6 separate regions of the Mus musculus genome follow, and regions 2, 3, 4, 5 and 6 are each linked to region 1. The links are chromatin loops, found by intact Hi-C in ENCODE. Cell type or tissue: left cerebral cortex. All regions are shown on one strand. Region 1 overlaps Slc8a2 (solute carrier family 8 (sodium/calcium exchanger), member 2). Region 2 overlaps Napa (N-ethylmaleimide sensitive fusion protein attachment protein alpha). Region 3 has its middle 11 kb from the start of Gm32059. Region 4 overlaps Bicra (BRD4 interacting chromatin remodeling complex associated protein). Region 5 holds the start of Napa (N-ethylmaleimide sensitive fusion protein attachment protein alpha). Region 6 overlaps Bicra (BRD4 interacting chromatin remodeling complex associated protein).

Region 1 (5,000 bases):
TGGAAGTTGGAATTTGAAGATTTTGAGTTAGAAGTGGGGTCAGGAAGGCTGAGGCCCTCTCAGTCAGTGGCTTGCCTGTCGAGTGGTTTCGTCCCAGCACTGTGGCGGTGCAGGCCTGCAATCCCTGCATCTGGGGGATGAAAGGGATGGATTCAGAAGCTCAAGGTCATCCTCAGCTACATAGAGAGTTTGAGTCTAGCCTGAGCTACCAGAAAGAAAAAAGACAGACTTAGTAGCCCATGCCTTTAATCCAAGCACTTGGGAGGGAGGCAGAGGCAGAGAGGCAGAAAGAGAGGTAGAGAGGCAGAGAGAGAGGCAGAGAGGCAGAGAGAGAGGCAGAGAGGCAGAGAGAGAGGCAGAGAGAGGCAGAGAGAGGAGAGGCACAGAGGCAGAGGCAGAGGCAGGGGGTGAGGCAGAGGCAGAGGGGCAGAGAGGCAGAGAGAGGAGAGGCAGAGAGGCAGAGGCAGAGGCAGAGGCAGAGGCAGAGGCAGAGGCATAGATCTCTGTGAGTTGGAAGCTAGCCTGGTCTAAATAGTTTGAGGTCAACCAGAGATATATAGAGGCCCTGTCTCAAAACAGCCACTGCATCAAGGAGGGGGAAAAAAGGAAATGATACCAAGTTGGCTGTCGGAGTTGAGGTAGGAGCTTGGATATAGTGACAGTTTAGAAGCAAGATCTGCACTGTAGCATACAGTCAGGACTTGCCTGAGACTAAGATGTTTTGAGAGGTCCTGTAAGCTGATGTAACAAAAGGGTCTAACAATGCCTATTTGTTACCCAAAAAAGTAGCAAGTGATTGCTTCAGTACTTTATTTGTTGTTAGTCAAAGCTTGTGAGTCTTCCTTTGATGCAGGTAATTTTCTTTTCTTTTCTCCCCCCCCCCCGGCCCTCCCCCAGACAGGGTTTCTCTGTGTAGCCCTGGCTCTCCTGGAACTCACTCTGTAGACCAGGCTGCCCTCAAATACTCAGAGATCTGCCTGCCTCTGCCTCCGAGTGCTGGGATTAAGGGCGTGCATGCGCCACCACTGCCCGGCGTGATTTTCTTTCCTTGTGTGACATTTCCATACTGTGCCTTCACCTGCTATTGAGCTGTTTGATGTTGTCTCTACTGCCTGTGGGCAACTGGGCAAGAACATTTCCAGACCCACAAGGGAGACCCTGAAGGGGATCACCACTCCATCACTTCTTCCACAATGCTGTTGCCTCTGATTCAGTCACATGGCAGTACCCAGCTGCAAGAAATGCTGGGGGTGGGGGGGTATAGTCCAGATATTTGCTCTCAGACTTGGGTGAACTGGTAGTTGTCTCTGCCACATAGCCAAGTTTTGTTGCTAGTGATATCCAGGAGTGGAATTGGAAGTGAGGCCTAGGGCTGGATGCAGGGTGCATGACATTAGAGTGGCATTTGGGATTATATGAGGTAGGTACCCATCGATGTACAAAATACAAAGCAGACAAGCTAGCAATGCATCGCCTGAGGCCACACACCCTCTGACATATGAACCCAGAGTGTGCTCCTAGAATTTCATGGGCCGAGGGAGCAGGTGGTTAGAGGGAGCTGGACGAGTCCACCAATGTCCCAGACAGAAGAGAGTGTTACTGGCCCTGTTAGGCCTGACCTCCTGAGCATCTAACCTCCATCCCTCATGCTGCAGGGAATGGAGACAAGAAGATAACTGCAGAGCAGGAGGAGGCCCAGAGGATAGCAGAGATGGGCAAGCCAGTTCTTGGGGAGAACAATCGCCTCGAGGTCATCATCGAGGAGTCTTATGACTTTAAGGTGACTTTCCCGGGCCTTCCCTCCCCTGAAGCCTGTCCTGAGCTATGTTGGGTGGGTAGGTGGAGACATGAGATTCAGAAAAGCAATGCAAATCTCAAAGGTGGGGACCACCGAGGGGTCCAGCTTCAGCACTGTGGAATGCACATGGTTACCTTCCTGGACAGGGCATGTAGAGACAGCCCCACAGCCCCCAGCCACACCACCCTGGGATGCTGTAAAACTAATTGCTCCCTTCACCCTCTCTTTCCTAGAACACGGTGGATAAACTCATAAAGAAAACGAACCTGGCCTTGGTGATTGGGACTCACTCATGGAGGGAGCAGTTTATAGAGGCAGTTACCGTAAGCGCAGGTAAGTTAAGAGGACAGGGTGAGAGTGAAGGGGGGTAATGAAGAGACAGAGATACAAAGGGACACACAAAGGGACACGGAGTGGGGTTGGTGAAGAAGCAGATGGGGAGCGGTTGTCGGGCAGAGAATGAACATCCCATCTCTTTGCGGAGAGCCAGAAAGGGAGAGGCAGGTGGAAACAGAAAGGAGAGAGTTGACACTGCAGTGGTCCCAGCTGCTGGGAGACTGGATGAAGGCTCAGCTTCGCCTTCCACACAAGGTAGGTGGGGGACCAGCCCCGACTTTACCGTAGTAGCATCAAGAAGTTAGAGGATAGATAAGTGAAATAGCAGTGGGTCTACATACACACACACACACCCCTACACCCATCCCTCCTCGGTTGCCATGGACACAATCACCAGGGCACCTGACTCCCACCTGCTTGTGGGCCTCACCCTTCTTAGTTCTCCCGCGGATCTAAGGCGCCCTCATGTGGCCAGAAGTACAATGGCCGCTGAATCCACGGATTCTATCTTGGAAATTTACACGGGGCCCTTTGTGTCACAGATAGGTAAACTGAGGCTCAGATAGAGGAAAGGGCTGCCCCAAATCTCTCAAACAGTTTATGAGCTCTGAAGCTGCAATTCAGGACTCCCTCTCATACATAGTACCAAGTTTCCTTCTGGGAGGCCTCAACTGGAGAGGCTAATATGCCAGGAATGATGGTTAAAGAAAATGTTAGGCAGAGATGACTCAGCAGGTAAAGGTGACTGCTGCCAAGCCTGATGATCCAAGTTGGATTCCTGGGACTCATGTAGTAGGAGAGAACGGGCTCCTGCAGTTTTCCTTTGATTTACACACACACACACACACACACACACACTCTCTCTCTCTCTCTCTCTCTCTCTCTCTCTCTCTCTCTCCCTCCCTCCCTCTCTCTCTCTCTCTCAAAACAAATAAATGTAAAAAATAAAAAGAAGCATTGGGTGAAGTTCAAAGTTAGGGCTGTGAAGATATGAGATCAGCATAGAGATGCCAGTGTGGTTGGCACAGCCCTCTGAAGCCACAATTTTTAATGTGTCTGAGGGAGACGCTGTTTGTGTGGGAGACCAGATGAAGAAATGGCTGAGGCAGCTCTGGCCCTGGCCCTGGCCCTGGCCCTAGCCCTGTAGAGTTCACTACACAGGGGAAAAGACAGACATGTCACAAAATAGTGACAACCCCAGAGACAACAGACATAGGAAGAGCGACCCCAAGAGCCCACATGAAGCTTCAGGCCTGGCCTGGAAGTAAGGGTAGGTGTTTGGAAGGAGCACCAAGGATGGAAGTCTGGGTATTTGGAGGAAGCATCAAGGATGGAAGTCTGGGTATTTGGAGGAAGCATCAAGGATGGAAGTCTGAGTGTTTGGAGGGAGCACTGAGGACAGAAGTGTTGGTTTTTGGATGGAGCACTACAGACAGAAGTCTGGGTGTTTGGAGGGAGCACCAAGGATACAAGTCTAATGTTTGGAGATGGTGATTAACTTGGGGTATGAGAAAGGGGTTGGTCATGATGCTAGAGAGCAGCCGAGTAGGGATGCTAGGGCAGTAGTGAGCCATAGTGGAGTCTGGAGCAGAGAAGGAAAAGTCTAAGTGAGGCAGTCTGTCCCTGTCTGCACTGGCCTCAGCTGTCTCAGTACAGTTCAGGTACGACAAGTCTATCTATCTGTCTGTCTGTCTGTCTGTCTATCTATCTATCTATCTATCTATCTAGACAAGGTCTCGTTATGTAGTTCTGGTTAGCTTGGAACAGCCCATGTAGACCAGCCTCAAACTCACAGGTATCCTCCTGCCCCTGCTTCCCAAGTACTGAGACTAAACACATGCCCAGCATGCCTGAGTCTGGCTCCTCTTTTGCCTTCTTATTTTGCCTCCTATTTTGCCCTCATCATTGCAGAGTAGCCCCTGCACCTCAAAGTGTCAAAGTGTCAAGTCCACAGTCCTAGTAGGAACAAAGTAGAAAGTAGGTGGAGCCAGAAAGGCTGGGGTGTGTCTGCTGAGTTTTCCATTTTTGTTTCTGATTTCCATTTTACTTGTGGTTGGAGCTAAAAGTTTGGTCTTGCAGAACTAAGAAACCACAAGGCACACTTGGATACGTACAGAGTCAAGGTTTTATTTCTTCAGCTAGCCAGCGGTTAAGTAATAAGTTAGAAAAGAGAGAGCAAGCTGGATGTTGTGCTTGGAGTCCTACAGTGGGGGCAGGGTCACGCTCTTCCTCCACTGCTGCAAGGGTTCTCCTGTTTCTTAGAGAGAAAACTTGGGGATTTATAATCGCAAATCCTGGCAAGTGGCTTCAGGATTTGGCAGCTGGCTTAGCCTCGCCTTGTCTTCCTGCCTGCTGGCCGCTGGCCACCTTCCTTACCAGCACCCTTCCAGCTATACTAGTTGGCACCCGAGAGCCTGCTCTGTTTCACACTCATCACCTCCTGCTTATCAACTCAGGATGAGGGTCCCAGATACTTCTAGGCTCTCAAATCACGCAAACGTCTGGGTACCAAAAGCCAATCTGGTCACAGTAAAGGACAGGATGGGACTCTTTGCAAAGCTCAGAATATAAACACATGCAGGGTGCCTGTACCGAGGGAGCTAGAACATTTCAGAATCTCTCCTTTTGTCTTATTGCCAGAGAAGCAGAGAAGGAGAGAGTGACCCACTGTTGCAAGGGATCATGGGAAACTATGTATTTTAGCATTACTAGAAGCAGGGGAATTCTGGGAGAGTGGGTTTTTTTGTTTTGTTTTGTTTTGTTTTGTTTTGTTTTGTTTTGGTTTGGTTTGGTTTGGTTTGGTTTGGTTTGGTTTGGTTTGGTTTTTCGAGACAGGGTTTCTCTGTATAGCCCTGGCTGTCCTGGA
Region 2 (5,000 bases), 49 kb before region 1:
CGCTGCAAGTTGAGCTGGAGGCTCGGGGAAACTGGAGGAGGTGGCAGAGTGTTCTGTATACAAACAGCCAGATGACATGTTGACAAGCTGGTTCCGTTTGAGCTGCCTGAAGACAGGCACCTGCAAGGCCAGCTCTGGAAGGGAGTCGGACTCCTGCTTGGGAAGGGAGGGTTCCTCCAGCTGGGCCCACAGGCGTTCTGCAGAGCCTGGGGCGATTCTGCTTTGTGTCGGCGCCCCTGCCATCTGGAAGAAGTTCACTGTCCTTCCCGGTAGGAGCCACAGTGCTCAACAGCTGCAAGGACACACAGCTGAAGTACACAGCAGGATGGCTCCTGGCCAGTCTGCAGGGCAGGTTTGTCGGGGAATCCTAGGGCTCCTGGCTTAGTCACACAGAGGTTCCCTGGCACCTCCTGTGTGGAAGAAGTTGCTGAGAGGCCGGGGCAACCCCAGCACTTTTTTTTGAGGAAAGCAAATGTCAGCATTCTGGGCCATAAGGAGGGAGATCCTGTCGGGGCACACAGAGGAGGCCTTCCAGGCTGTATGAGCAACACCTGTGACCCTTCCTTGAGCTGGCAGTGTGATGGGACAGTAGACTCACTATTAACTACAGTGTTGTCCCAGTGTGTCCTCCCCTAACCACCCTCCACCCCCACCCCCCACCCCACAGACATCAGCATCTGCTCAGATCTCTTCCATGAGAGGGGGTAGCGTTTATATAAACAAATGGTACCCTTTGAGTCACAGGTTACTTCCTTATGCAATGTCAGCGTGGAAGGATTGCCTGCCCCCCTGTGACAAGGGGGAAGCTAGGACATACTGAAGACAGCTATAGGTTTTTAGAACATTCGTGATCCTGATGGGTCCCCACCATGGGTGCAGACCCAGAGACATAGGCCACTGTCCTGTCTACAGTGGCAGATTGGTGCAGGAAGGGGAGACCCGGGACTCTAGAAACAAAGGAGGTGTGCACAGCTCACAAGTGAGGAGGCCTCAGAACCCACGCTGAGCTGCTGAAGTGGGGAAACATTCCTTAGTCTGCCTCTGTGTGGTCTGATGACAGTGACACACCCGCAAGGTGCAGAGCCCTGTCCCTGTGACAGGAAAGGCAAGGATGCATCACAACTACTCTGAAAGCGCTCACTGTGGAGGGGATTGTTTCCTCTGCTCTGCAGCCTCCTGAGCACCTCCCAGGCACTGTGCCTAGGCCAGGTACCAAGTGTGTGCTGTCTCTCAGATTTCTCCCAGGTCAGGTTCAGTCTATTGTGCAGCTGAGGAGAGGCAGGCTCTGGGGTACTAGCCCAAGGTCACAGACACAGACAAGTGCCTGAACAGTTCCTGCTAGTCACTGTCTTACAGACACATGTGAGAGGGTTCCAAGAAGATTTGAGGGCATGGTGGCGAGCTGGTGATCCTTTCTCTCTGGGTCCTCCTGCCTGTGCTGACCTGTGAGGGCTGGCTATATAATGTGTCCGTTACCTAGAGGATGCTTGGCAACTCCAGCAAGAGCAGAGTTGTTCTGTCAGCAGCCCAGCAGTGCGTGCTGTTCTCTGTGTACTCAAGACCGGCATGCACCTGGCCACCCTCATTTTCAAGAGGACACTGGGGTACTCAACAAGGGACAGGCAGTGTCAGCTTGCACATGCTCCCACAGGTCCCCCAGCAACAGCACCAGTGGAGAACCCTGCTGGGAGCCAGGAGTGATTGTGGCAGGCCATGGGTTCATTGTATTAGTGGAAACTAAGTACCCTGGGTGGATAATCTGGCCAGTGAGCCTTAAGTCCTAGGAGAGAACAGGGAACCAGTGGCTGTGGCTGCCAGAAGGACAGAAGGGACAGTCTCAGACTCGAGACTCAAACTGGGGGCTGCAAAGGGAATGAAATGGCATGGTTCTGGAGCAAGAAAGTGTTCAGGGAATGGAGGCAGGAGTCAGGCCGGCCAAGCCTGTCCTGCAGAAGCCCCTGGCCACTGCCAAAAGCGCCTGCACTTCCCTGGCAGCATTCAGCACTCCATATGGCAGCTGTGCCTGGGAGGCCTGAGGCTGCTTCCTCCGCCTCTTGGGGGAGCAGAGCTGAGCGGTAATTATAGACAGCCTGCACCAGGCCAGCCCCAACCAGTTCCCTCTATTCCCAGTGAGGCATGGAGCTGTGGGCTGAAGAGTGCAACCGAGGCAGCTTGGAGGAGGTCAGTGGGGGAGGCTGTCAGCTGTCACATGCAGCTCTACCCAAAGCCTTCAGGGCGCAGCCAGTGAGCCTGTGGTGCCTCATGCAGGAGGCATCCTTTCAGTGGTCAGCAGTTCTAGTCAGGCCACACAGTAAAGAGGTGACTGAAACAGCTTCCCCAAGCTGGTGTGGGAAGCCTTGGTGAGCCAGCAGAGGAGCAGCATAGCACAGTGGATCTGAGGGCATCTTCTTTCCCGCCACTCTCACTCAGCCAGACAGAGCAAGCCCTCTACTCTTTCTTGTCCTGCCTGCTCCAACCTAGTTGTGCTATGCCCTGCCCTATCCACCCTGCTGACTTCCCTTCCTTGGTTCCTCAACCATGTTTGCTGACTCAGCCTCTGCACACGCTGTGCATCTCACCTCCAGTGCCACTGAGGACCGAGCCCTGGCCTCACACCCTCAGGTACAGCCCTCATGCTAAGCAGCTGTGAGCACGCATATTGATACTGTGGACAGCAGGCTTCCTTCTCGGTGAACAGCCATCATCAAACCTTCAGATACTTGTTTTCACAGCTAAGGAATTGTGCATACGGCTTTCTTCAGGATTTACTGGGTAACCTACACAAGTGGATTTGCCCCTTGTGACTTTCCTCACATCAGCAAAAGGAATTGGGACTCTGGAGATCTTCTGTTGCCATCTCACAGAGGCAGGGCAAGGACCAGGGTATGATAGGGCAGGAGGCAGCCTGGGGCCAAAGCAGGCAGTAATCCCTCTGGCTTCCCCTGCTGTAGACAGGTCAGCCCAGCTTAGCGTGGGATCAGAGAGCTTCAGGCAGCGGCTTGGTAGACTTAGTGCTGAGTCTGCCTGTTGTGCTGAGCTAAAGCCAACCTAGCCAGCAGTGACTGTTCATCACCACTCTGCCTCAGGCTTCTTGGTGACACTGGACACATCTGCTCTGCCAGGAGCATTTGGGGCCTCAGAGGACTTAGTTCTACCCACCAAGTACTGATTAGCTGGGGATCACTGGAATGTGATGTGTGGCTGATGTCTGTGAGCAGGGACTATTCAGACAATATTCCAAAGGGTGGAGAGATGCACTTAAGAGCACATGTTGTTCTTGCCAGAGGACCCAGATTCAAGTCATAGAATCCACATGGTGACTCACGACTGTCTGTGACTACACTTTCAGTATACCGGATGGCCTCAGCTGACTTTCTCGGCACCCAGATGGCATGCATGCATGTATGCATACATACATACATGCAGGCAAAACACTCATTCATAAAATACATATAAAAAAAGAATTTCAGGGATATAGCTTAGTTGATAGTAAGTTTGGCTGGCATGCACAAGGTCCCACGTTCCGAGTACCACATAAAATCAAGCATAAAGGCTAACCTCAGTACATAACAAAATTGAGGCTAGTCTGGGTGTTGAGATACATGAGACTCTGTCAGAGACAGAGAATATGAATATTCCTGGGGCTCCAGGTATCAATGGCAGAGCAGTTGAGCATGTGCCAGGCTCTGATTGTATTTCTAGTACATCCCGAGAAACATGTACATCTAGTACATTCCAAAGGTCCTTGTGGGTGTTTTACATCCAGGTTCAAGGGGCCTTCCTGATTTATCCTGTGCTGACAGCAACATGAACATTTCTGACCTCACCATGGCTGGGAGTGGCTCAAGAGAAGACAGGGTCCCAGTAATGTGGGGGAGAGGGACATGGAGTCAGAGGAGAGGGTGGACTCTGAGGAAACACTTTACCTGGTGCTGTTTGGACTCAGGAGATCTCCAGGCCCACCCACCTATTGAGCACATGCGCAGGCATGTTCAGGGCTGTGGGTGCTGCCCCACACTGATCAGGGCTATGTTCTGTCTTAGATCACACATGAACACAGTAGCCCCCACAGCTGTGTGATAGAGCCAAGTTCCCAATTGTCATCCACGCTGCATCTGTTAACTTGGGGAGTACAGGGCAGGTGGTGAGGATAGTGTATGTGGCTCTTCATGAGGAAATGTTCCTTTTTGGTTTTTTGTTTTTGTTTTTGTTTTTTAATCATTACCAGTTTGGGAAGGTTTCAAATCCGTTTGATGGGATTGGAGAATGTCATCAACTGATCATGTGGTGATGAGAGTTTGAACTTTTGTCAGGTCACAGTCTTCATGGGCTAGTGCTCGTTGGAAGACTGAACGGAAGGGACTTAGGCGTTTGAGCTAGTAAGGAAGCTCCCCTCTCCTGCGCGCCCACCTCCCCGCCCTCAGCCCAGAAGGTTCATATGAACCTCTAGGAGGTTGAGAAGCAGGAGTAAAGCCCAAAGAGGTATCCCTGATTTCAAAATATCTACAAGATACTGGGGCAGGAGATATAGCTCAGTGGCAGAATACTTGCTTGTCTAGCCAAAGTCAGATGTGACAGTACAAGGCCATAGTGGGCTGAGGAGTCTTAGATCCCTTCCCACTGTGTAAGTTTGAGTCCAGCCTGGGCTGTATAAAACCCTGACCCAGCAAAGAGACTAAAAGTCCTCTCCACTTGTGCGTCTCCTAGGCGACTACCCTGGCGCAGTGAGTGTACAGGGTGGTTTTGCATTTCCAGAATGCTATGCCAAGTGCCTTTGCACTTCTTCTGGTTTGTGTCTTAGGATAAATTGCAAATGGTGTTGTTCATTGCTGGGCTACAGGGTCAAATATAAATCCTGATAATAAAACATACAGTGCTGGAGATAGAGCTGAGTTTGCCTAGCATGTATGAGGCTGTCCCCAGGACCACATGGGTCTGTAGTGCATACCTGTAATCCCAGCACTCAGAAGGCGTTGGCAGGAAGATCCAGAGTTTGAGGC
Region 3 (5,000 bases), 97 kb before region 1:
AGCAAAATAGACCCATTATAACAATATACTTAATAAAAGCTACTTAGAACTTAACCAATGTGTGTGTGTGTGTGTGTGTGTGTGCTTTTGAGACATTTTCTCACTATGTCACTTGGCTTGAACCTCACCATGTAGACCAGGCTGGCCTCAAATTTACCAAGATCCGCCTCCATCTGCCTCCCAACTGCATGCACAACCACATCCAGCTTCACTAATTTTTATACTTTATTTTCATTTTTAAATGACATTGTGTGTGTGTGTGTGTGTGTGTGTGTGTGTGTGTGTGTCTGTGTCTGTGTCTGTGTGTGTGTCTGTGTGTGTGGTGGGCATGCCTCTTTCCTTTATGTTGGTGTGCAGATTGAACTCCAGTCGTCAACCCTGGTAGCAGAAGCCTTGTACCTGATGAGCCATCTTGCCAGCCTTGGGATTTTATTTTTGATTTTTAAGATTTTTTTATTGTTATTTATGTGTATGTCCTATGTCTGTGCAAATAAATGCTTGAAGAGTGCAGACGCCCTTGGAGACCAGAAGAGGTCACTGGATCTCTTGGAGCTGGAGTTACAGACAGTTGTGAGTTGCTGGAAGCCAAAGTCTAAGTCCTCTAGAAGGCTTAGTCACCAAGCCACTCTTCTAGTTTTCTCCCCAAGTTCCCCTCCCCCACCAGTCCCCAAGACAGGGTTTCTCCACGTAGCCCTGGATGTCCTGGAACTCACTCGGTAGACCAGACTGGCTTCAGACTCAGAGTTCTGCCTGCCTCTGCCTCACAAGTGGTATGGTTAAAGGCGTGGGCCACCACCACCCAGCTCCAGGTTTGGCTTTTTGAGACAAGATTTTGGGCTAAATCTCACCATGGGGCTGGAGAGATGAGTCAGCTGTTAAGAACACTGGCTGAAATTCCAGACAACCCAGGTTCAGTTCCCAGTGGGTCACAAGTATCTCATGGTGATCCACCTGCATCTACCTCTCCGGTGACGGGATTATAGGAGTGTGACATTATATCCAGCCTAAAATAAATCTTTCAGAACACCCCCCCCCCCAAAGAGACCAAAACCAACCCAAAACAAAATAACAAAAAGAATAGTTGTGCTAGGAGTAAGGTTGTTGAGAGGAAAAAGAATGAAAATTAAGCCCCCAGATTGTTAAATATGGATATGAGGTTTCTGGAGGTGGTGAGGCTGAGGCCAGCGTGCAAATGGTGGTTAGCACAGCACCGAAGAGTACGTGAAAAATGTTCAGCATCGTTAGTCATTAGGGAAGTAAAACCACACTGTGAGAGCAATATACACAGGGTGATCATAGTCAGATGGTGTGATGCCACATCTGTTACCCTACTATGGGGGAGGGAGCAGAGACAGGTGGATCTCAGGGGATTGCTGGGTAGACTACTGAGCAAGTTTCAGATTTAGTTAGAGTCCCTGTCTCAAAAAAAAAAAAAAAAAAGACAGAGAGCAATAGTGGAAGACACCAGATGTCAATCTGTTTTCCGTACATACATGTCCTAGCACCTGCATGCACACATGAGCATGGGTTGCACATGCACACACACGTACGTACAAACACACACATGCATACCACACACATACACACACACACACACACACACACAAACACACAACTACAAACCACACACATACCACACCACACATTCACATACATACACCCCCCCACTCCCACACACACACACACACGAGTGCGCACATACACACACTGATGTTAATTGTCAACTTGACAGTATCCAGGATCACCTAGAAGAGAAGACAAACCTCTGGGCATAGTCTGTGACCAGACTTTTGTTTTAACCTTTTGTTCTTAAATTCCATTTACAAATTAAGACAAAGTGTTTCAGATCAATGCTTTTTAAAATATTTTATTTTTTATATGCATTCATGTCTGTACACCACATGAGTACAGTGTCTTTGGAGGCCAAAAAACGGGTATTAGATAACCCAGAGCTGGAATTACAAGCAGATGTGAGTTGCCCAGATGCTGGGGACCAAACTCTAATCTTCTGGAACAGCAGTATGTGCTCTTAACAACTGATGTAATTTTTCCAGCCCAAATGATTCTTGTCTTAAGGGTCTGTTTGTCTTTATTTTATGTGCACAGGTGTTTTGCCTGTATTTATTATTGAGCTTCCCATCATCTACCTCCATGAAGTGCCCATGGTCGTCTGAAGAGGGCGCTGGATCCCTTAGAATTGGAGTTATAAATGGCTGGGCATCACCATATGACTGCTGAAATCGAAAATCAGAGTCTTCTAGAAGATCAGCCAGTGCTCTTAACAGCTGAGCCATCTACACAGCACAAATTATTATTTTAAAACTATTTCCCACACACACACACACACCTCGTGTGTGTGTGTATTTTGGTGTATCTCAAGCTGCTCTCAAGCCCGGTATGAACCAAGGAGGTCCTTGAACTCTTGGTGTTTCTGCTTCCACTTCCTGTGTGCCAAGATTACAAGTGTGCATCCCCACACATGGCTTGACCTCTGTTTTTGAAAGTAGATAGACCCTAGAACTTGGGTCCTAAAAGAGCTTCCCCTGGGAGGTTGCTGGGGAGGAGGAGATGGGTTTTGCTCTGTGCTCTGCAGATGGGTATCAAGGATTTCCAAATGATGACTTCCTCCTGCTTGGGAAGAGGAGGCTGGGTCAGTGGAGGAGGGCAGATCAGGCAACATCAGCTCAGTTCTTTCCAGTTTACTGGGAGAGACTGTCCTGTGCTCACCAAAGGTCTGAGGTTTCAAATTCAAGCAAAACCCGTCAGGCTGGCTGAGTGGTTTCCTCCTGCAGGTTCTGCCAGCCTGGAGAATACAGGAAGCTGAAGTTTGGTCAGGTGAGTACCTGGGAGGACCAGAGTGGTGAGGAGGCTAAGGGTGCCTGCAGGAAGTGATTCAAATGATGAGTCACCAAAGGAGGGGCTGAGCAATGCCGAAGAAAAGATGGCTGAGAAGAGCAGGAGGCCTGTGCTGCTGGAGTTGGTCTTTAACTTGTGCATTGCTGGGGCAATCTCTGATTTTTTTTTTTTCTATTTCCTTGGTCCTTCCTTGTCAGTGATCACACTGGTAGGCTTCTCCAAGGCCTGACCTTCTCAGAATGCAAATATGGGATACCCTAAGCCTTTCCTCTTCTGTCCTGTCTCTCCAATGTGCTCATGTGGCTGAAGAACCATGCTCTACTGAAACTATGCTCAGGGCTCTGGAGAGACAGCTCAGTTATTAAGAGCAACGGATGCTCTTCCAGAGGACTTAGGGTTTGATTCCCAGTATCCATATGATGGCTCACAACCATCTGTAACTTCAGTTCCAGAGCATCTGATGCCCTCTCTGACCTCCACAGGAACTAGGTACACACACTATACATGCAAGCACAACATTCATACATGTGAAATAAATAAATAAATAAATAAATCTTTAAAAGTTTAAAGACAAACAAGCCAAAGAGATAATCAGGAAACGCTAGCATGTCATTCAACTGGTGGAGTGGTTGCATAACATGAATGATGTCCCACGTTCCGTTTCCCGTAAACTGCTCTGGTGTTGCATGCCTGTCCTCCTAGCACTAGAGAAGTGGAGGAGGAACAAAAGGACAAAATCATCCTCCCCCTTAGTGAGCTTGAGACCAGACCCATGACTGACTGGTTGGAAGAAATCCCTCCAAAACCGTGATCCAAAATTAACTCCCCTCCCATATATGGTTTCTATTACATATTTTGTCACATGATACAAAGGTAACCAATACAGCACACCGTGTTCAGATTTCCCCACCTTCTCCCTATGTAGCTCAGGGTACAGCAGTTCTGTTTATGGCCATCAGAACATGTGTTGGAGACGGTTTACAACATTGTGGACCAAGGAGCAGAGAAGGACTGCGATTTGGGTGTCTGTCTGACAGTGACCTACTTCTGACAAACAGCTGTCCCTTCAAAGTGCCATCGCCTTCCCCAAACAGTACCATCTGCTGAGAAACAAGTACACAATACATGCATTTGCTGGGGACCATTTTTGATCAAATGCTAATGTCTGTATATGTTAAATAAAACCACAGATGTAGCTGGCAAGATGGCTCAGTGGGTACAGGTGCTTGCTGCCAAGCACAAGGACAATCCATGGGATCCACATGGTAAAAGGAGAGAACTAACTGACACAAGCTGTCCTCCACACACATGCTGTGTTATGTAGGAACCCCTACAAAATAAATTAATGTGATTTTTAAAAAAGATTTATTTATTTTACTTATGAGTACATTGTAGCTGTCTTCAGACCCATCAGAAGAGGGAATTAGATCCCATTACAGATGGTTGTGAGCCACCATGTGGTGCTGGGAATTGAATTCAGGACCTCTGGAAGTCAGTGCTCTTACCTGCTGAACCATCTCTCCAGCCCAATAAATGTGATTTTAAATACATAGAACAAATCTCCTCACTTTCATGTGTGTGTGTGTGTGTCTGTGTGTCTGTGTGTGTGTCTGTGTGTGTGTGTGTTAGAAGCCAGAAATATGTGTCTACTGTCTTCCTCAAACATGTTCCACCTTGCTAATTATTTTTTGGTATTGCTGAAGATTGCACTCAGTATCTCTGAGTAAGAGATGCACACTCTAATACTGCACTCTATCCCCAGCCCTCCTCATTATGTTTTGAGACAAAGTCTCTCTCTCTAACCTAAAGATCACTTAATGGCCAAAGAGCTTTGGAGATCCAGCCTTCCCAGAAGGCACCAGTAGCTCTGCTTGGCTTTTTACATGGCTACTGGGAATCTTAACCCAGGGTCTCATGCTTGATCAGCAGGCAATTTATCCTCTGAGGCATCTCCTGGATCCCTCCCTCAGACGGAATCTTAATGTTTTGGCTTTTGTATATTTTTAGATTTATTTATTTTATGAGTTATTTCGAATGCAGTTATGTATGTATTGTGCCTTGTGCTTAGGAAGTCAGAGAGGGCATTGGGTCCCCTAGAACTGAAGTTACAGATGGTTGTGAACTATGCGGGTGATGGAGACTGA
Region 4 (5,000 bases), 180 kb before region 1:
AGCTCACAACCACCTGTAATGAGATCTGACGCCCTCTTCTGGTGCATCTGAAGACAGCTACAGTGTACTTACATATAATAATAAATACATCTTTAGGCCAGAGTGTCTAGGACCAGAGTGAGTGGGGTCAAACAAAGCGAGCAACCTTTATTCCCAGCAACCACATGATGGCTCACAACCATCAGTATAGCTACAGTGTACTCAGAAACATAAAATAAGTAAAATAAATCTAAAAAAAAAAAAAAGTTAAAACAAAAAGTACGTCCTTATGGGGCTAGAGAGATGCTCTTAACCTCTAAGCACTGACTGCTTTTTCAACATCCAGAGTTCAATTCCCAGGTGGCTCACAACCATCTGTAATGGGATCTGATGCCCTCTTCTGGTGCGTCTGAAGACAGCTACAGTGTACTCATAAATACAATAAATAAATATTTTATTTTAAAAAAGTGCAGTCCCAAGCCGGGTGTAGTGGTCTACATCTGCCATCCTGGCTTCTCAGAAGACAGACAGGGAGGATCTGCAGTACAGAAGCCGGCCTGGCACTTAGTGAGATCCTGGTTTTAGAAAAATGAAGTCTAAAACAAAACAGTATTAGAGTGTGGCTCAGTGGTAGACCCTTGCCTAGAATCCTCCAGTGAGGGGCTGGGGGCGTGGCTCAGTGGTAGAGCCTCTGCCTAGAATCCTCCAGTGAGGGGCTGGGGGCGTGGCTCCACAATACAGCCATAGCCTATCTTGAGTTTAAACACTAGCGCCTCAAAAACAAGTATTCCCAGGTTACGTCCTTGTTTTCTGATGTGCTAGGCTTGTGCTCCCTGTAAGGCATGCGTATAACCCCTGGTAGGTTGTTTGACTCATTCCCATGTTGCCTATCAGACTTGTTACAGAAATTCTTGCGCATGAACACAGGGTCCTGTGTAGAGTCACTAGGTATACTCAGAAGACACATCACCTTCCTAATGACAGAAAGCTCTAGAATATACCCCGAAGGATTCAGAAAGATTACACACTAGTGTCCTGATTCCTGTGAGTACCCGAGAAGGCCAGGGCTGGGGAAGGGGGAAGATGAATGCTGCCGGTGTTGTCGTTGTTGTTTAAAGAGAATAATGGTACTTGGAGCTGAATGTAGAAAGCTTACGGGGTCTTTGAAAAAGCCAGGGTCTGGGGTGTGACTGCATGCTTTCCTTGAACCAAGGGTAAGGCTTGCAAGGGTTAAGGCTCATTCTTAAGACTGGTAGAAGCACCTGGTCTACAAAGTTTAGCCCAGGACAGCCAGGGCTAAACAAAGAAACCCTGTCTCGAAAAACCAAAAAAAAAAAAAAAAAAAAGACTGGGCACAGAGTAGGTGTGGCAGAGACCTTTTTTGTGCCTCAGCCCTGCTTCTCTCTCACTCTTCCATCAGGCTGGGGCTGGCGGAAAAGCTCTTCATTTTAGAATGAGGCAGGGTGAAACTCACAGGGAGCAAAGGAGGAAGGAGGGGCTCTCACGCCCCCTGGTGGCGAGGAAAGGTAAAGCCACTCAACAAAGCCCTCGTGTTTTTGTAGACCAGGCTGGACTCAAACTCTCAGAGATTATTGTGCTTCTGCCTCCCCCGTGCAGCATGCCAGGCTGCTTGCTGGAAATCTTAGCAGCAGGTAGGTAGAGGATGTTTCACCCTCCCCTCCCCTCTCACCAGGCTTCTCCTTGGCAAGCTGCTTATCCAAGGCAAGGGTGGTCTTCTCCTCCTGAATGAACATTCGGTCGATCATAACCATCTCCGCAGAAGGACTGACTCTCTGGGTTGATAGAAAGGACATATGAAAAAGCAAATGGGGGAAGAGAGGATCCTGGCAGGATGTGGTCAGGCTCAGAACAACTGCCTCCTTTCCATCTTCCCTCCCAGCTAAGAGAACACCCCCCAGCCCCCACAAAAACAGTTCACAGCAGGGGGAGACCCCAGAGCTTGAGAATCCTACCCTGGACTCTTCCAGAAGCAAAAGCCGATATTTATTGAGCATGGCCTGGGTGCGTTTGAGCAGCTGCGTAGAGACAGTCTCAAATTCTTCATCCACTGGAGGAAGAAAAGCCGGGGGGGGGGGGGGTTGGGGTTGGAGTGGGGGTGAGGATGAGTAGGTGACACAGGGCACTTGTGGCCAACTGCGGGCAAGCACGCAATGCTCCACCCACTCCACGCTCCGTGGCCTGAATACTGAGGGCTGGTGGCTGAGCTGAGGGCACTTGGGGACATAGGGGGAGAGCAGTGGGGGAGCCTCACCTTTATGGTAGTCGTTGGGGGAGGGGAGGGCGCCTTGGTAGACATGGTAGGGCAGGAGGCGATGGAGGGCGTCCTCAAAGGAGGGGAAGGCTGTCTTGTAATCGGGGTGCAGGACAGAGCCCTGGTGTTTGTGCAGATGCTCCAGGAAGCTGTGGGTGGGGTTAGACCACACATACAGAGTTGGGGGAGAGGGCCAGGGAAACTGATCCTGGACCTCAGCCGCGAGCTACACACTTAACACTGCAAAGGCAAGCAGCGCCAACCTCGCACCCCGAGTTCCACTTGTCTCATGGCTTCCCTGACTTTGGACCAAAGTTAACAGGTAACAAAAAGGGAAAGAGAAGCCTAGGAAAGTGAGGGGACATCATTCTGGCTTAGAGGATCCAAAGGAGAAAGGGAGGGGTTGGGAGTGAGGTGGGAACCATGCTATTCTACCTCCTGCCACCAGGGGGCATGACCTCTCCACGGCCTCTAGCCTAAGAAAGTGTAGGGATAGGGATAGGGTTAGGATGTAAGAGCCTACTCATTTTCATGGTGGTTTTCTTTTTTCTTTCTTTCTTCTTTTTTTTTTTTAAGATTTATTTATTACTATTTTTATTTATATGAGTGCATTGTAGCTGTCTTCAGACACACCAGAAAAAGGCATCGGATCCTATTATAGATGGTTGTGAGCCACCATGTGGTTGCTGGGAATTAAACTCAGGACCTTTGGAAGAGCAGTGAGTGCTCTTAACCGCTGAGCCATCATCTCTCTAGCCCTCACTGTGGTTTTCCATGAATCCCTACTACAGTAGGCTCGGTTTCCCTATCACATGACCACGTTCTCATCACACAAGCCTAGAAGACCAGCCCTCTGGCACCATGGGGCAGATTTCCTGATACTGCTTTTTGCTGTGGTCTCAGAACCACACAGTGAGCGCTTAGCAAACGTGAAAAACAAGGAAACACCGTTTATTCCTCCAAAACAGCTCATAGGCCTGCCCTCACCCAACAGGCAGCCATCTCGCCGTCTATTCAATGTACTAAGGCCCTTAAAACATCCTTATTCATCCTCCCTGGCCTTCAGACTTGTGTGCACTTAACTCACGCGCCTGCCTGGACATGCCCGGAATCTATTCACACACTTACTTTCTACCTGGCTCATCCCCACCACACCTGACAAGCTGAAGAAACAGTGACCCTGACATCAAACTGGAGATGGAACCCCGGGGGCTTGCAGTCGGCAGCCTGCCAATATCCCCTATTGGCCTCAATCTATCTTTCCCTTGGCAGAAGGGAAACTGTGATCGAGAGGGAATCCATGCACAGCTATGGAGAGTGGAACCAATACTTTGTGGAGCAGTGGGGATGAGGCACATCTCGGGGCAGCAGTTAGCTGTCACTCACCAGGCTTCTTTGCTGGGTTGCAGTAGGGGCTGTTTCTTCAAGCTACACAACTTGCTGTCATACTGTGGAAGGAGGAAAGGTCAGTGACAGCTGTTGCTAGGAAGAAGCCCTCTTTGCCTCCTCAACCTACGTCCTCCCTCTAGCCAAGGACATAGATGGTAAAGGAAGGTGGCCCCAGCTACAGCACATCCCTGTCCATCAAGAGAAACCTGGTGGGAATGCCAGGTGTGGTATCATACGACTGCATCCTGGTTAGCCTTAACTGTCAACTTCACATTGCCTAGCGTTACCCAAGAGAAGCCTTAACTGATGTCTGGCCTCTCGGGGATTATCTTGATTAATTGAGGGCCCAGCTTTTTGTGGGCAGCACCACTCCTAGACAAGGTGGTCCTAAGCTTTGAGGCAGTGGAGGAGCAAGCCAGGGAGCAGCACTCCTCAATGGTCTCTGCTTCAGTTCCTGCCCTGGCTCCCCTCACTGACAGACTGCAAGTGTAAGCTAAATAAACCCTTTCCTCCCCTAAGCTTTTACAGGTTACAATCTTTTGTTGTTGTTGAGACAGGGTTTCTCTGTGTAGCCTTGGCTGTCCTGGAACTCCACTCTGTAGACCAGACTGGCCTCAAACTCAGAGATCCGTCTGCCTCTGCCTCCCCCGTGCTGGGATTAAAGGCGTGCAACCACCATCTGGCTGGCTACAGTCTTATTATCATAGCTAACGATAGCAAACAGGACAGCCTGTAAACCCAGCACTTGGGAGGCACAGGTAGGAAGTTCAAGGACAGCCTCAGATTCAGAAATATCTTCACCACTCCACCCCACCTCAAAAACCAAGGACGGAAGCGGCAGATGGACATCTATGAGTTCAAGGCCAGTCTGGTTTGCTTGCCTCAAACAGAGAGGGAGGAAAGAAAGGAAATTTTAAAAATGAGGGAAGAGAGGAAGGGAGGGATGGAGGATACAAGAAAACAAATCTGCTTGGGACATGTTGCCTAGGCTGTGGGAGAAGGCTATTAACAAGTAAGTCCAAGCCCTTGGGCCGTCCACTGGTGTCTATTCTCTGCCAGCCTAGAGTAGTTCTTATCTGTTTGGCCCTTGAATTTCACCATGATTAATAGCCTTCTTGTCTCCTCTCTCCCTCTAGTGAGTCTAGTGTTGATATCCTTAGTTTATGATAACTGGTCGTCCAAACTTTTTTACTTTGCAAAGGGTCAAATCCAGGGGTTTGTGCAAGCCAGTGCTCCACCCCTAAGCCACGCCCTCAGCCCCTCACTGGGGGATTCTAGGCAGGGGCTCTACCACTGAGCCACGCCCCCAGCCCCTCACTGGGGGATTCTAGGCAGGGGCTCTACCACTGAGCCACGCCCT
Region 5 (5,000 bases), 56 kb before region 1:
CTGTAGGTGACTTGCAGCCCTCGAGAGAGACCTACCCACCGTCCAACTCCTGAGTTAAAGATAAAGACCAAGAGTTACAGGAGAGAGTCTATCCTTCACTCCAGCCCAAGTGCAGCCCCCAAGCGCACTCCTGAGCCTCCAGGGAGTGTGGAGAGCCAGGGCGTGTTCCCTTGCAGAGAGTGTGAGAGGTACCAGCCTTCCCTCTGGACCTTCACCCTCTGGCCTGACTTGCTTCCCAAGCTCCTCTGGCTCTGACCCACATCCTTTGACTCCTCAGGGTGTTCGACAAGATCAAGAGTCGGAATGCCCACATGAAGCGCCACCGCCTCCAGGAGCATGTGGAACCCGTTAGGGTGAAGTGGCCTGTGAAGCCCTACCCACTGAAGGAGGAAGAGGAGGAGGAAGAAGAGGAGCTGGGGGCCGACATGGGCCCCTTGCAGTGGTGACTTCTTGCTAGAATTTGGTCTGCAAGGAGAGGGGAATTCAGCTCTGAACCAGTGCCCTGGGCCTCTCAGAAGTGTTTGGGGCCCTCTTATCCTCTCTGTCCTCTCACTTCCAGCCTTGCTAGCATTTGGACATGAACAGGCAGAAGCCCTCCAGGTAGCTCTGCAGTCATGTGGGTCATCAGAAGCTCCATTATCTCCTGGTTAATAGTTGCTTACTTGCCGTCCCAGTCACTTGGAGGGGACCCTGGGAGGCAGAAGGTTTGGTCTAAGTGGCATTTAGATCTGAGCTGGCATGGGACTGACATTGGTTAGAAAGAATCAGTAAGGACACCTGAGACACAGTGAGCTGGGCCCTCCTTGGGCAGGGCCTCTCTGCATTCCCACCATCCCTAGTCTTGCAAAGACTGTATATTGTTAGGTGTATTTTTTACGTGTCTGCTTATATCTTATTAAATTGGGTTCTTAAAGAGCTGTCCTCCAACTTCCAAGCCTGTGTGCTCTGCAGAAGCTTCAGGGCCATAGTTGGGACCAGGAGGTGAGCAGAGAGAGGGGAGAAGGTGGGCACACAGTCATCTGTGCTCTCTTTAGCACCACACACCAGCTCTTCTCTTGTAGATGGGCATATACACACACAGCAATGAAAGCCCCTTCATCAAAGAGCTTCATTTTAGGAGGGGTCTTCTAGCAGCTGTGAATGAGTGCACTCGTGAGAAAGTAATGACAGTAGGCATGATTTGGCCATGAAAATGGGAAGGGTTGGGTTGGTTAGACTAAAGCCAGAAATGCATGTGTGGATGTAGCTGCTCAACCTGAAATGAAGGAGGAAGACCGTAACAGCAGGCAGAATGGTGCCTTTGCTGCAGCCTATGTAAGGTCAGGGACATCTATACCAACCCCAGCCTGCAAGAGCCATGCCTCAACTCCTGTACCCAGGGCCCGATCCCAGCACTACACAGAAGGTCTCAACATCTCAGCTAAAGCTTAAAGGCAGGGAGGAAATTGATTTTGGAGCTGTTGAGACATCCTGTTTGAGGGAAATGAGGGGTACAAGGCAGCCCCAGAACCAGAATGGCTGTCTTCCTTCCTACTTGAACATTTTTTCCCAATGTGTGTAGCTGGTAAATTAGGAAATGCACTTTGCTTGGTGGGTGTTCCCAGTGACCTGAGCATTGCTATGCAGTGAGCATTCATTCCACTGCTCTACCCTGAGTGACCCAACTCCATGAGTGGAAATGCAGTTCTGGCCTTATGGGTTGAGGGCATATAGTCATCCATTGCTGCATAGCTCATTGCTCCAAAAGGATGACACGTTGCAGCAAATGGAAGTGGAACCATATCTGCTTGTGGCCATCCAGACTCACCAGCTCTGAGGTCAGTGTACAGTCATGATGAGCACAGGTACATTTGGGGAAGTGTTCAATGGGAAAGGGTCAGAGGAAGATGTCTTTTGCCTTTTCCTGTCCCCAACACCCAACTCACATAACACTTTCCTCAAATGTTCCCTGCTAATCAGCGAAGTTCAGTAAAGAAGAGATACAGATTCCTGCACCACAGCACACTATAGGGATTGGAATCACTGTGGGCAGGGCCCTGGGGACTGACCTTTAGAATAACTGTAGATTTACAGAAAACTAGCCTATGCTAGTTCCCACATAGCAGTTTCTGTCCTATAGTAAGATGTTGCTCTTACTATAGCATAGTGTATTTAGTACAGATACTGAACCACTGTCAATAACTGACTGTCCATGCTTTATTTAGACTTTTCCACTAATTTTTAACTGTGTGTGTGTGTGTGTGTGTGTGTGTGTGTGTGTGTGTAGGCCAGAGGTTGATGTCAGGAGTCTTCTTCAGTTGTTCTGCACCTTAGTTTTCGAAACCAGGTCTCTCTCTGGCCCTGGAACTCATTGATTCTGCCAGACTGGCTGGCCAGCAAGCTCCAGGCATATGCCTGTCTCCCACCCACCCATTCCTGTTACAGGTGCCCGCTGACACACCCAGCTTTTTACATGGGACTGAGTATCTAGTGACATTCTGTGTGTGGCACTGCAAGATACTCCCTAAAGGCATTGTGTGTGTAGGTTAGAGAACAATTTGGAGGAGCTAGTTCTCACCTTCTACTATGTGGGTCCCAGGAATAGGAATATGGTTGTTAAACTTGGTAGCAAATGCCTTTAGCAGCTGAGCCATCCAGCTAGAAATGGAGACCTTCTGGATTCCCCAAGCCAATTCTAGAGACGATCGCCAGAGGGAGTAAGAAGGTTCGTTTTCACTGCACAGTTTTTTCCCAAGTGACTATGACGTAAAGCGAAACAGGAGGCGGAGCTAAACTGCTGGGTCAGTCAAACCTGGAGCATGAACCTAGAGGCGTCACATGAGCGCCGCGACACTGGTCAGGTGATTAGTGTGACCCAGTTCCGCCGAGGCGTGGCAGAACAAGTCTATAGAGCCTGCTGATTGGTTGGAGGGAGTCAAAGGTCGCGCTTTGGGGGCGGTGGGCTCTTGGCGGTTCGGGCTTATGATTGGCTTATTTGGTGTCACGTGGCAATGCGCTTGTGGGGGTTCCAGGAGGCTAGCGGCGTGTGCTCACGTGTTGGGGGGGGGGGGGTCAAGGTGCTGAGTGCGGTAGCCGGAGGGGGCGTGCCGGGAGGAGAGTGCCTCGCAGCTTGAGCCCACTGGTTGGTTCGCAGGGTTCACGTGGGGTGGCAGGCCTGGGTGACGTCAACGCAGCGGGCGGAGCTCCGCTGAGTGCGCGGTGTCCGGGGCCTGTGAGTCGTCGCCAGGCTGTGTCGGGCCTGAGCCGAGCAGCTGCGCGACGTCATGGACAACTCCGGGAAGCAGGCTGAGGCTATGGCGCTGCTGGCTGAAGCGGAGCGCAAGGTGAAGAACTCGCAGTCCTTCTTCTCCGGCCTCTTTGGGTGAGCAATGGGCGAGGCTGGGCCCAAGGCGGGGAAGAGCGGGCTCTTCTGCTCTGCACTTTGGGAGCCCCTCAGCGGCCTTGCAGGCCCTGGCCGTGGCCCTATGGCTGACGACACCCGCTGACTGGTGGCCGCGCCTTTCCCAGGCCGGTGCCCGTGGATCTGTGCGGCCCAGGCTGCCGGGGTGAGGACACCAGACCGAGGGGACCCGGGCTGGGGCGTCCTTGGGCATGATGAGCCGGAGTACGAGGTGTGAGGGTGAGTGGGGCCCTGCTAAGAGTGACTGATGGCGAGGCCTGGACTGAGAGGTGGAGACTTGTGCTTGGGGAACAAGCATGAATGGACAGTGACACTGGTTTTAGCCAAGACAATGGTGATGGGAGGATGAGGCACACAAGAGAATCATTAGGGTGGTAGGACCACCGCCTACTAGGTGGTCCTCAAGTCTGGAGTCTGAACACACCCAGGAGGTGGCAAATACCTCACACAAAGTTTATGCAAGTTTGCCATCTTCAGCCATATTAACTTAGGAGCAGCAGAACCCATGCTTGGGATGCGATTCCGAGGTTTCTTTATCTTAAGGGAGTAGGTCTCTCTGAAAGGGCTTGTTGGTAAAAACTAACTGCAGAAGTTTGTTATGAGTATAAACTATGTGTACTGTGCTCAGAATTGAGTCTGGCCCTCTGAAAGGCTCATCAGGCAGGAAGAAGCAGACTCAGAGAGTGTAAGATGCTGATGGGGAAACCAAGATGGTAGGAATTGGAGTGCTTGAGGGGTCTGGGGAGAGGGCCAGAGCCTTGGGATATAGGAGGGGGTAGGGGGAGACGACACTACATGGCAGCAGGCAAAGCTCTTGAAGGAACAGGCAGAGAGGAACACTGGGGAAAGGTCCAGGCAGGTGTTGAGGAAGAGCTGTGCAGGGGTAGGACACAAAATCAGAAGCCTCCAAAGCAAGGATGGAAGGATACAGAAGACAACCAGGAAGTTGGGGAAAGCTCTGGGAGAGACTGTTATAAGCTGGGTGAGGACAGAAAGACATGAAGGGGAGGGAGAGGATGAAGCCATCCCTTGTTGTTTGCCATCAGATAATGTTTAGCAAAGGAACTTGAAAAATGTTTATACCTGCTGCACAGACATCTGGTTAATGACAGGCTATGTCAGTTAGATGAGAATGTTTCATTAGAGAGAGTGTGAGTGTGTGTGTGTGTGTGTGTGTGTGTGTGTGTGTTTCTTCAGTCTTCACAAGGGAAGAAGTTCAGGTTAGGCGTGGTGTTGGGGCGGTGCCTCCCGCTCAGTTTTCAGCAGTAGTTTTCCTGATGGCTCAGTGTCTGATCTCTTTGGCCCAGAGAGATAAGTGTAGAGTTGGGCTGCTCCCAGGGGAGCAGCTGTGTGTCCACCTGTTTACCACTTCCCAGCCACTGGTAGAGCAGAGCTTTCTGGTATAAGGTATACGTTTGTATCATGCACTTAAAGTTCTTGAGCTGAAAAGAAACTTTGAGAACTTGAGGGAGGCTTTTGGTGAGGAGTGAAGCTGGGAACAGTGGCCTGGGAGGGCAGTCTAGGCATCAGGGATGGTGGGACAGGGACAGAGATGGCTTCTTAGAGGGTGGGCTTTCATCCAGGGCTGAGCAGGAGATCT
Region 6 (5,000 bases), 170 kb before region 1:
GGAGGCTTCATGACCCAGGAGCAAGACAAAGGGCAAGAGGAATGGCCAGCCATGGGAAATGGGTGTGTGTGGGTGGATGTTCTGGGCACTGCACTTGGGAACTGGGCTCTTTTGCCTGTCTCAGTGTGCCCATGGCCCCAACTGTGTGTGTGTGTGTGTGTGTGTGTGTGTGTGTGTGTATGTATGTCAGTTTCAGATGGTGCCTGAGCTATCAGCCATACCACCCAGCTTTCATCCTGGGCCAGCACACTGTCCTTTTTCCTACATAGGCCTGGGCCACAGTCTGACTCCTTGAAACTGTCATCTTCAAGTCATGACCTCAACAGGCACCATGTAACCAGTGAATGCCAGCTGGGCACCCAAGACTGGGCCAGCATCTGGACAGTGACCCACAGCATGGACCAGGCCACCAGCCCTGGCTAATGGGATGTCTCACAGCATGGCCTGCTCTCACCTACTTCACCGGTAAGTGGGCAGAACTGACAGCTGCAGAGGGAGAGGGAGTCTGCCACCACGGAGAGGCACAGCTCAGACTGGAGGTCCTCATAGGGTTCCAGGGTGTCTCACAGCCTACCCACTGACGGGAAGCTCTGTGCGAGACCTGGGATCGTGGGCTGGCAAGGTGGCTCAGTGGATAGACTGGCTGCCAAGTCTACTGACCTGAGTTCGATCCCCAGAGCCTACATGGTGGAAAGAGGAACCTAGTCCCACAAGTTGTCCTCTAACCTCCATATACAGTCTGTGGCATGCACATGTCCAGACACATGCACATGGGCACACACAAAGACCCAAGACCAGAGAGCCTGAGGGCTCCCGCTCTATGCCAGTGGCTGTCAACCTTCCTGATGCTGCGACTCTAACACAGTTCCTCCTGTTAGGATCCCCAGCCATAAAGTTATCTTGTTGCTACTTCATAACTGTAATTTTGCTACTGTTATGAATGTAAATATCTGATCTGCAGGATATCTGAGATGCGACCCCTAAAAGGGTCAGTCAACCCCAAGGGGGTCAGGACCCACAGGTTGAGAATCACTGCTCTACAGTGAGGGGCAATTTGCAGCTTAGCTTGACTGCCTAGACTCCCCATGGAGTCACCAGCGCATCTGACCTCTCAGTCTGGGACACTCTGAGCAACCCTCCCAAGCTCAGCACTGATTAACTTCTGGTAACTGAGTGGCAAAATACACCTGTAACAAACTAGAACAAGCAACCAGTCTCCCATCCCTACAGCGCTGCTGGCTCCAAGCAGAGAGCACATGAACAGCTCCAGGCTTGCCAACAGAACAAAGGGACTGTGCCCTGACAATCCTGCACAAGGCAGCCTGTTCTGGGGAACGCCAAAGCCTCACTTGCTTGGGAATGTGCTCTAGTTGGCAGCCTGTCTGAGCTGCCTGGAGCTCGGGACAGGAGGGTTAAGAGTTCAAGGTCACCCTCAGCTAAACAACAGAAACTTTTATCTTAGTTGTCGCTTCTCCAGAACTAAGCAACACAGAACATTTGGAAGGGGAGTGGGATGCGGCAGGAAGATGAAGTATCTGAAAGCCCATAGTAGGGCAGGGCAGGGCAGGCTAGAGATGTCCTGATGTCCTTTAAGGATTTTTTGTTTTGCCTGCCTGTATGTCTAGCCCACAGAGGTGGGAAGACGGCACTGGATCTCTTGGAACTGAAGTGATGACTGTTGTGAGTCCTCTTTAGGAACAGCTTTTGATTGGTTTACTCAGTTTCCCCACAAATAATACGTTTCACCCTTTTTTTTTTTTTCTTTCTTTCTTTGTATAGCTTCGGTTGTCCTGGAACTTACTCTACAGACCAGAATGGCCTTGAACTCAGAAGTCCACCTGCCTCTGCCCCCTGAGTGCTGGAGTTAAAGGTGTACACCATCACTGCCTGGCTTAATTTCCCCCCAAAGAATAAAGGGACATCTGGAGAGATGTCTCGGCAGCTGCGAGTGCTTGCTACTCCTCCACGGGACTCAAGCTCGGTTCAGAACCCAAACCCGGCAGTTCACAACTTGTAAGTGTAGCTCCCATCTCTAATATCCTTAGGCAAACCCACTCAAGAGCACAAACCCACACTGACGTCAGTAAAAGCAGCAGGATTATTTATAAAAGGAGAAAAGAGCCTAAGAAGGGAACTCGGGGGAAGAGTGTGTGCCTAGAATGTGCATGCCCTGGGTTCTGTGCCCAGCACTAGGGAGAAATGGAGAAGAAAACAGGGTTAGAGCTAATGAAGAGGAAATGCAAGGCTGACCTGGGCTATGGAGTGAGTTGACAGTTAGCCTAGGCAAATTTGAGATACTGCCTCAAAATAAATAAAAAGGCTGCAGAGATGGCTCAGCAGTTAAGAGCACTGGGTGCTCTTCCAGAGGTCCCAGCTTCAGGTCTCAGCATCCACATGGAGGCTCACAACCCTTTATTCCAGGGGAATGGACTGCATCTTCCCACTGCACTGGGCTCCAGGTACCAGGCTATGCAGGTGGTGCATAGAGATAAGCATGTGGGTAAATACCTATACATGTAACATAAAGAAATCTTGAAAGAATGAAACGAACAAAGAAAGGAAGGAAGACAGACAGACAACCCCACTCTTGCTCACAGGAATATCCACTGTGGCCTTATTTACAAATAGAAAAACCACAGTATAACTCAGTGTAAGAGAGCAAATTTGTGTTCGGGTGCCCAAGAAAAGTCCAGTTCTCTCCATTACCCTAAATGCCTTTCCAGTGAATGACCACACGAGGGCATGAAAGAGCTCCATAAAACAAGACTTTGGCAGAGCAAGTGTTTAAACTAGTTTCTGAATGTTGGGTAGATAGATGGTGTAGCTTTCTGTAAGTTCAAATCTTGGGATCTACACGGCAGGAAAAGAGACTCTAACTTTTGTAGGTGCTCAGGCTCTCTGATTATGAACACACAAAATTAATTTAAGAACAAAAGCGAATCAGGTAGTAGTCCTGTGTACACACTAAATTTGCTAGCTTTGCTAACAGGACAATGTGGATTTTTTGTTTGCTTGTTTTTGAGACGAGTCTCACTGTATAACTAGCCCCTCTCAGTTCTAGTAATCCCTTGCCTGAGCCTCTGAAGGGCTTCAATTCTAGATGTACAACACTACAGCTGGCTGATACAATAGTTAAAGTAAGAGAAAACTTCCCCCAGGGCTATAATGCTGCACTAAAATCTTAGGATTAGATTTTAAAATATTACGGGGCAGGAGGTAACATGTGCAACCTCATCTCAAAGGATCCAAGCAGGAAAAAAACAGAGGCAGGCGGATCAACAAATCCAGGGCCCTGGCCTACAGATCAAGTTCCCGAACAGCCAGTGCTACATACTCCTGTATGGAGTGGAGTGGGGAGAAGAAAGATAGACAGTGGCTGGCATGGTGGCTCAGTATTTAAGAGCACTGGCTGTTCTTCCAGGGGACTAAGGTTTGATTCTTAGTACCCACACAATAGCTCACACTTGTCTCTAGTCCCAGGGAATCTGACACTCTCTTCTGGCCTCTGTGGTCACCAGGGATACAAGTGGTGGACATACATACATACATGCAGGCAAACAACCATACACATAAAAAATAAAAATAAGTCTTGTAGAAAATTTTCACCACTAGTTTCTAAAACACCCCCACTCTTGCCACCTACCTATATTTAATCCCACCCCAGGATTAGTTTCTGTGACCAGGAACTCCCCAGAAATGATCGTAGTCACTTCTGAGACTATGCCACAAGCAGGCTTCAATTCCCACCCAGAGCTGGTTCTCGCTACTCATGTGTTGTGTGGAAGCCAACCACGGCTTGCTGTGACCCGTCCCTTCAGACGCCCACACAGGCTGAGCTGGGAGACAGGTTCACCAGCCTCAACAAGCCATTACATGATTGCAGCCCTGCCTGACACCTTTCTTATTTCTTGATTTGAGACAAGAATCTCATATAGCCCAGGCTGGCCTGGAACTCACTATATAGATCAGGCTGGTCTTGAACTCAGAACTCTGCTTGCCTCTGCCTTCTAGGTGCTGGGATTCAAGGCTTGAGCCATGACTGCAAAGTCTCATGTCCTGCAGGCTAAACTGGAACTCACTCTGAAGTCCAGGATGACCTTGAACCCCGAGTCTTCCTGCCTTTGACTCCCAAGGGGACAGGCAGGCTTGCAGGTATGCACCACTAAATCAGGTATGCCTGGCTCCTTTTGGTTAAGAGTTGTCTGTGTTGGTCAGGCCTGGTGTAAGAACACAGCATACAAAAAACTAGCAAGAAAGCTGAGCGGTGGTGGTGAACTCCCAGTTCTCAGAAGGCAGAGGCAGGTGGGTCTGTCTGAGGCCAGCCCGGTCTAAGTTCCAGAATAAGTTCCAGGACATCGAGGGCTACACAGATGGCTCTGTCTCATGGGAGGAAAAGGAAAAGAAAAGAGAAGAAAGAACCCCACAGATAGGTGAGTTTGTGCACATGTCCTAACTGTAAAGTAGCTGCTATTTATCATCCTCACATAAGTGGTAAGGAAACTGATGCAAAGAGAAAAATAAGCAGGTTGTACAGGGGCCAGAGGACGTGCTGGCAGATGACAGAGCGCTCCTCCCAACACTCCATAATTCCTTTGGACCACGGCTTGTCAACTAAATGCAATGCCAGCTAGGGACATTTCTGGGCTGTGGCCACCATTTGCAAAGTACAGAAGGACAGAGCTCGGTGTTTAAGAGCATTGCTGCTTGTCTGGAGAATCCAGGCTCTGTTCCTAGCACCCACCATCGGGTGGGTCACAACTGTAACACCAGCTCCAGGGATCCAGTCCTCAGACCCGAGTGCGCATACCCACATGGTATACCCGCATGCACACCTACAGCAGACACAAGCAAACTCCTAATATGTGTAGAGTACACATAAGCTCACCGGTTCAACCTCTTCCCCACCCTCAATCTAGACAGAAGAAACATGTTCAAGTTTATATGACAGGCAATCTATATGTACAATCATGGCTGCCCAAGGGCCAAGCCTACACTGACGT

The links. Peaks named below come from ENCODE experiments on the same cell type or tissue, not always from the same donor. Only the 100,000 strongest peaks of a DNase experiment are listed, where the experiment ranks them.
Region 2: a loop joins it to region 1, with 2.3 times the contacts of the local background. A loop is called at or near these places in 15 of 42 quality-filtered maps.
Region 3: a loop joins it to region 1, with 6 times the contacts of the local background. A loop is called at or near these places in 12 of 42 quality-filtered maps.
Region 4: a loop joins it to region 1, with 3 times the contacts of the local background. A loop is called at or near these places in 20 of 42 quality-filtered maps.
Region 5: it touches region 1 in a loop (5-fold over the local background); 16 of 42 quality-filtered maps call a loop at or near these places.
Region 6: it touches region 1 in a loop (3-fold over the local background); 20 of 42 quality-filtered maps call a loop at or near these places.

The regions. Positions count from the first base shown.
Region 1 is chr7:16,151,164-16,156,163 of GRCm38, forward strand. Slc8a2 (solute carrier family 8 (sodium/calcium exchanger), member 2) reads left to right here. Exons shown (of 10, transcript NM_148946.3): 7 at 1,656-1,780; 8 at 2,032-2,131. Among named protein-coding and RNA genes, the nearest start is that of Meis3, 22 kb to the right of the region's middle. In left cerebral cortex, a CTCF peak has its summit at 2,606 (motif pointing left); DNase peaks (open chromatin) are centred at 2,559 and 4,498; H3K27ac peaks cover 1,427 bases.
Region 2 is chr7:16,101,854-16,106,853 of GRCm38, forward strand. The region is part of intron 1 of Napa (N-ethylmaleimide sensitive fusion protein attachment protein alpha); the gene reads left to right. Among named protein-coding and RNA genes, the nearest start is that of Napa, 5.8 kb to the left of the region's middle. In left cerebral cortex, a CTCF peak has its summit at 2,056; DNase peaks (open chromatin) are centred at 133, 1,005, 1,634, 2,101 and 3 more places; H3K4me3 peaks cover 504 bases; H3K27ac peaks cover 4,903 bases.
Region 3 is chr7:16,054,476-16,059,475 of GRCm38, forward strand. No RefSeq gene overlaps it. Among named protein-coding and RNA genes, the nearest start is that of Gm32059, 11 kb to the left of the region's middle. In left cerebral cortex, a CTCF peak has its summit at 2,155 (motif pointing right); DNase peaks (open chromatin) are centred at 2,188 and 2,798.
Region 4 is chr7:15,973,414-15,978,413 of GRCm38, forward strand. Bicra (BRD4 interacting chromatin remodeling complex associated protein) reads right to left here. Exons shown (of 14, transcript NM_001081418.1): 10 at 3,638-3,699; 11 at 2,252-2,400; 12 at 1,953-2,047; 13 at 1,670-1,772. Among named protein-coding and RNA genes, the nearest start is that of Gm38948, 4.4 kb to the right of the region's middle. In left cerebral cortex, CTCF peaks have their summits at 37 (motif pointing left), 1,502 (motif pointing left) and 2,698 (motif pointing right); DNase peaks (open chromatin) are centred at 1,498 and 2,661.
Region 5 is chr7:16,095,414-16,100,413 of GRCm38, forward strand. Zfp541 (zinc finger protein 541) reads left to right here. Exons shown (of 16, transcript NM_001099277.2): 15 at 7-188; 16 at 278-921. The coding sequence ends at 446. It overlaps Napa (N-ethylmaleimide sensitive fusion protein attachment protein alpha), which reads left to right and starts at 3,167. Exons shown (of 11, transcript NM_025898.4): 1 at 3,167-3,361. The coding sequence starts at 3,264. In left cerebral cortex, a CTCF peak has its summit at 2,680; a DNase peak (open chromatin) is centred at 2,945; H3K4me3 peaks cover 1,816 bases; H3K27ac peaks cover 1,644 bases.
Region 6 is chr7:15,980,474-15,985,473 of GRCm38, forward strand. All of the region lies in intron 6 of Bicra (BRD4 interacting chromatin remodeling complex associated protein), which reads right to left. Gm38948 (a long non-coding RNA gene) reads left to right here. Exons shown (of 3, transcript XR_003946607.1): 1 at 1-62; 2 at 270-465; 3 at 1,780-5,000. Among named protein-coding and RNA genes, the nearest start is that of Gm38948, 2.7 kb to the left of the region's middle. In left cerebral cortex, a CTCF peak has its summit at 2,723 (motif pointing right); DNase peaks (open chromatin) are centred at 1,313 and 2,744.